Regions from separate parts of the Mus musculus genome. Here region 2 is linked to region 1. A link is a loop called in an ENCODE intact Hi-C map of the cell type or tissue named here. Cell type or tissue: heart. All regions are shown on one strand. Links, peaks and the distances in the headings refer to the core of each region. The heading gives the core; the rest is flanking DNA.

Region 1 (2,909 bases), core at 183-2,682:
TGGCTTCTGCCTGCCTCTGTCTCTCTCCCTTTCCCCTTTGCATCTTCTTCCTCTCTCCCCACAGGTTCCCAGCTAGCCTCTTTCTCTCTTTCTCTCTCCTCTCTCTTTCTGTCCTTCTCTGTCCCTTTCTTTCTCTGCCTTTACTCCCTTCTCCAGACCCCCCCCCCCCAGGTCACAAATAGACTTACTTTAATACAAGGACGGTCATATGGCTGATACCTCAGGGGGATGCCTCACTCAGCATGGGCCCACTAAGGCACCCCCTCCCACCCATCATACAGAGTTTTATAAAACTTATCAATAATGAGGACTGTAGAAACTGCTGGGGTTAATATGGCCACCACTGTGGCCCTGGGCATGCTGCATAATCTCTCAGAATCTCCTTTCCCTATCAGGAGAAATGAGGTGACCATAGCCCCCTGAAGCTCTGGCATAGCTGGGAGGATCAAGCCTAGTCAGGCAGGCAGAGCACAGCACAGTGCCTGGCCTCAGGCAGCCTCGACCAGCAGAGCTGTGTCAAGAGCCTGGACTTGGGACAGGAAGGTGGATGTGGATTCTGCGTGGCTTCTGGCTGAGCTCTCAGCCCCACCTCTTCCTGGTCCTGTGAACCTGGGCAGCTTAGCAAACCTCAGCACCTCTGCTTTCTCTATTGTATAACACTGTAAGATCTTTGATGCAGAGGGCTGTATGGGGTCAGATGAAATACCAGACACGGAGATATTAAGCTTGTAAAATCAATTAGACTCAGGTGATAAAATTTATATTGTATTAGAAACTGACTGTTTCCTGCTGAAAGACTACATTTCCCAACTTTCTTTGTGGACTACTAAGTTGGTCCCACCCCTATATGGGCCTGCAGCCCATCTTCCTCTGTAGGTATTTTGTCTGTCACTCACAAAGGGTGACGAAGTTGCCCTCTCATCGTGAATAAGCAGGGTCCCATCTAAGGTTAGACCAAGAGTCTCTTCTGCCTCCTATCTCTCTACAGCTGCCTTCTGATAATTTAACAGAAGGGAAGGGAGAGTGAGATCAAGGAAAACTACAGGGATTTTTGTCTTGTAGACAGAACCAGACATATGTTAACCCACAGTCAATTAACTCCTTAGCCGATGAGGCAGCAAGTGTGATTCACGGAGATACACCAAGACAGGTGCTTTAGTGGTGCTGGCAATGGATGCCAGGGGACGATCTCATTCAACACTAGGTGAGCTTCTGCCCGTGCTGCAGTGTCCAGAATGGTGGCGGTGTCCAAGCACACGTGCTTCTTTCTGGCCCATCACCTGCCACTGACCTCACATTTAGCATTTTCTTAACTAAAATTAATACAATGTTCTTGCCAATGTGCGAAATATTTCAAATTAAAAAAAAAATAGGTGAATCCATGAAAGCCTAAACAGATGCAACGTGAGGCTGAGGAAATGGCTCAGCAGTGAAGAACACTGGCTGCCCTTCTAGAGGACCTGGGTTCAGTTCCCAGCACCCACATGACAGCTCACAACTCTCTGTCAGTAACTCCAGTTCCAAGAGAAGACTATGCCCTCTTGTGGTCTCTGCAGGCACTGCATGCATGTGATACACATACATACCTACAGGCAGAAAAGTCAAACGCATAAGATAAAATTTAAAAATCCAATTAAGCAAAACAGGGGTGGGCAGTGCATTGTTCTGGGGTGGTCCCTCTGGAGAACCTTGGATTACTGAGGAAGCAGGAGAAATGGCGGGTGAAAAAAAACGGCTTCACAGTTCCAAGAGTTGACTTCCTACACCCGCGCTGGAACCCACTGGGAATCTGCCAGGCTACACACGAAGTGTTTTTAATTCTAAAAAAAAAAAAAATCAAATGCCATTTTATTGTAAACTTCTCAGTTTATGTAGAGACTTCTCAAGAATCTTTAAAAACAAAACTCTATTTGCAGTCGTTAACCCTTCCTAGCAAAATTGTTTTTGTTCTTTTTAAATTGTTCTTTCACCAATAAACCGTCAACCCATACTTATTTCTGTCGAAGTGCTTTGTACGCTGAGAACAGGCCAGTCCCTTCCATCCCAGCACAGCACAGAGGCTTCTGTGTTCGCACACTCCCAGGAAGTCCCCCAGAGCATGTTCTTTGACATCTTATTTGTTGTAAGGGAACAATCTGATTTTGAGTCACCTGGGGCTTGAAGCGGGTGGATCCAGAGGAGGACAGCTGCCCATTGGCTGTCTGAGTCTTTCTCCAAAACAGAAACCTGCCAATTTTCTTTCACTTTGTCTCCCCTGCTGCTCTCTAGATGTAGAGTAATCCCTGCCACTGAGTCCAGGTGACCAGAGCAGGGAAGAAACCTGTGCCTACCCACAACTCAGATCGGCTGCTATCCATCCGTCATGGGCACACTAGGAAAGTACACTTGTTTTTAATAGGCTGTTACTTTCAGGTTATAAAGATTTCATGGGTAAAGACTGGCTCTATTCTTACCCTCTTTTGTATTCTCAAAGACTAACCTGGCACATAGTAGGCACTAAACATTTGTTAGATTTTAAAAAAGAAAGGATCCAAGGAATACTTTCTGTGTGCCCTTAATCCAGCCACCTATTCATGGGCTCTCTTTTCCATATTTGTATAATCCCTGGACCTTCTAACTACAAGGCCAACTAACCTGGGCCATGAAACTGGCTCATTAATGTTTCCTAGAACATCTTATGAGCTCCAATGATTTAGTCTGTAATTTTTAAACTAAATATCAACAAAGCCAGACACCCTTCCTAATTAAATTCTACTGCACACTATAGACCAATGATCGCACATCTGTCAGCAGCAGAAAAGGGCCACGGTCCATGTCAGACCTGAATATTTTACATGCATCTTCCTGGGACTCAGTGATTTTATGTGCTCTGATACAATCTACCAAATAAGCAAGCATAAGCTTAAGAC
Region 2 (2,909 bases), core at 193-2,692, 170 kb before region 1:
CCAGTGTGTGAGAGGGCTCCTTAGAACACTCTCCTACTGAATGGAAGCAGAGGAGCTCTGAGATGGGTTCTTGTAGCTAAAAAGGGTTTCTTTTTGGATCATAAAGCTGGAGAAGGCACAGGAAGATCCAGGGGCCAGAGGATCCAGCTTTGGCATCCACGCATCCTGAGTGCCCCAGATTCTGCTCTGGCTGGCACTGTTACTACATCCAACTCCAGTCTCTAGAAGGACAGTTCTCTTATGCCAGTTCTGGGGATCGGGGCCTCACAGGCTGGGTAAGTGCCCTGCCTGTAAACTACACATTCCACAGTTTTAGAAATTTAGGTTCTGAGTGGAGTGCTTTTCGGCGTCCTTGACCTGGGAACTTAGAAAGTGGCCAGAAACTTCAACAGCTGGAGTAAACACATTTGCATTTTGTCCAGAAGCTGGGAGTATCCTACTGCCCTCCCAAGGTCTTTGTCTTCTGGGACCCCTAGGCCCTTGGGAAGTTGTGAGGGCCCATTTCTAAGTACAGGCATTGCATTATCCAAAGAAGCCACTCCTGTGGTCACAGTCCTTTAGGGAAGACAGGGCCGGAATACCGTGACGTCACTCATCGCTCTTCTCATTTATGGTCAGTCAACACTTCATCATTAACTGGAAAGACTGTTGCTTTAAGATGTCAAAATAGATGACCCTTATAAATCTTACGGGTAGGTTAGTCTAAGTGGCCAATCTGAGAACCACACGGAAGCGGTTTGCCTGAGGATCTGAGGCGCCTCCAGGGAAGGTGCTTGCCTATAGGAAGCAAGCACTGCTACCCCCTTGTCTAGCCACTGTCACTGTGTGAGGAAAGGGCAGTAATGGAGCTGCGACAATGTTGCTCAGACCTGAGCTTTAGAAAAGAGAGAAGGGGCAGAGACCGGTAGGGGGTGGGGAGGGAGTACTCCAACACTCCTGTTTGAACTGTACCCGAGGTTTCAGCAACCGCAGTTCTCCAGGTGTGGCGGACCCAGAAAAATGCTATTTTCTGGATTCTTGGGGCCCTCTTGTACTTACTGCTCAGGGAGTATGGCCATGAAGAGGGCTTCAGGAAGGGACAGCTTGGAGCTTCTTTCACGGAAAGTTGGTCAGCAGGGGGCAGCACCCTACCAGTCCTGGAAACCACGGAGGGGGACAGAGCCCCCTGATCTCAGTGGGTAGCATCCCTTGAAAGAGCTGGGACGCCAAGACAATCCAGGGCAGGAAGACCCACCTGGAAGGAACCCTGGCTAGCATCAGGGGCTGCAGACCCGGCTAAGAACACAGCCTGCGCCCCCTGCTCCTCTCCTCGGACCTTCTTCCTGTAGGGAGAGACAACGCTGTCCCCACATCCCAACTCGCCTGTAGCCTCCTTTACCTGTATGAGAACTGTAGGTTCCCTTAAGAGGGTCCTGGGCTCCCACAGCCTTGCTCAGTTAAGGTTCTTGATGTCCCTGGGGACCAAGAGCTGCAGGGAGCACATGGCCGCAAGGGGGCGCCCGAACCTGCAAGACCTACATTGTGACATTTTCTTACACTTATGAAAAGTGTTATTTCATATACATTGTCTTTATCATCCTTTTCCACTGTCTTCCCCCTCCTCTAATTATCCCAGCTTCTGTTTTCCCCTCCAAAACTAAATACATTCCAGACAGTTTCTGTTCATAATTTAAACCTACTCCAGAATTTGTCTTTTTCTGAGAAAATCATCTTGCATAGAAGCAAAGGCCCACCTTGGGTTCCCTGCAGGACACTGTGAAGCCATATCGTCCCTCGATGTAGAAGTTGTGGGCAGACGTGAATGCCATAGAGGTAGGGGGAGGGGGCACACCTTCTTTGCGGTTGGTGACTTCCAAGTCACCCTCCCCTTGGAAGGCCCCACCCCTGGCTCAGAGCAGTCCAAGTTCTCTGAGCACAGAGGCCCAGCAGTCTATAGGTCCTGCTGTCTCCACCCAGCTCTGAGCAGAAACTGTACCTGGACCCAGGCCCTTCCCTCCCTGCTCTGTGGGTTTCTCTCTGTCTCTGTAACTGAAGCAGGAGGTGACTATTACCCAGGAGAATCTGGCTTTCTGTGGAAGAGGAGCAGCTGCAAGCTGGCTACTAAAGTCCTAGGTGTTGGAGCTCCCTCGCAGCAGCCAGCACAGGCCCCCTCCTTCCTCTTTGTGCTCGACCCTTGCATGTTATGGATCAGAGGTTTCTTTGGACTGACTTTGGGAGGAGAGCCCAGGACACCAGCTGCAGTGTCCTCTGACTGCCGTGTATCTGACACCTGACTGACACTTCCTAAGGCTTTGGAGATCAAGAGCTGAAGGCAAGACCGAGAGCCTCTTGCACGTATTTTTCTCAGTCTTTGTTCTCACCACGCTTTTTTTTTTTTTTTCTGGCTTCTAGTCCTTTTGGCATCCGGAGAATAGCTGAAGTCAGGGAGGCTGGGACAGTTCCCAGTCCACAGTCCATTAGGGACCCACAAAGAATGTTGATGACTCTGAGGTAAGCAGGCTGCCTGCCCTAGAGCTCTGGTGTGTGTGTGTGTGTGTGTGTGTGTGTGTGTGTGTGTGTGTGACAAGTGCCTGCTTCTCCATGAATGATGGTGATGGAGAGAAAGGCCAGATTCTTCCATCCTCACCTTCTGATGGATTCTGAGTAGTAGCAGTGGTCTACTTCCTGAGGTTAGGAGCCATGGTCTCAGGTGTAGCTCTGTCTCCTGGCCTTGAGGGCTGGGAACTGTGCATCTGCATGGGGAAGGGTCCCTTTCCACCCCCCACCATTATTCAGAGCTTGTGTCTGCACACAACATCCACAATCAGGGTCCACATGGCCTCACAGTGTCCTGCAGGGATCCCAAGCTGCAGCTTTGCTTTATGCAAGATAGTTTTCCCAGGAAAAGGCAAGCCTGATTCTGGGGTGTG

The links. A loop is a pair of places that touch in the nucleus more often than their neighbours do. Peaks named below come from ENCODE experiments on the same cell type or tissue, not always from the same donor. Only the 100,000 strongest peaks of a DNase experiment are listed, where the experiment ranks them.
Region 2: it touches region 1 in a loop (2.5-fold over the local background); 10 of 42 quality-filtered maps call a loop at or near these places.

The regions. Positions count from the first base shown.
Region 1 is chr6:87,273,435-87,276,343 of GRCm38, forward strand. The region is part of intron 8 of Antxr1 (anthrax toxin receptor 1); the gene reads right to left. Among named protein-coding and RNA genes, the nearest start is that of Gm34170, 7.9 kb to the right of the region's middle. In heart, for the core only: a CTCF peak has its summit at 1,542 (motif pointing left); no DNase peak of the experiment used is centred there.
Region 2 is chr6:87,100,297-87,103,205 of GRCm38, forward strand. It overlaps a transcript of D6Ertd527e not described here. Among named protein-coding and RNA genes, the nearest start is that of D6Ertd527e, 3.0 kb to the right of the region's middle. In heart, for the core only: a CTCF peak has its summit at 1,453 (motif pointing right); DNase peaks (open chromatin) are centred at 1,295, 2,175 and 2,335; H3K4me3 peaks cover 474 bases; H3K27ac peaks cover 958 bases; H3K27me3 peaks cover 413 bases.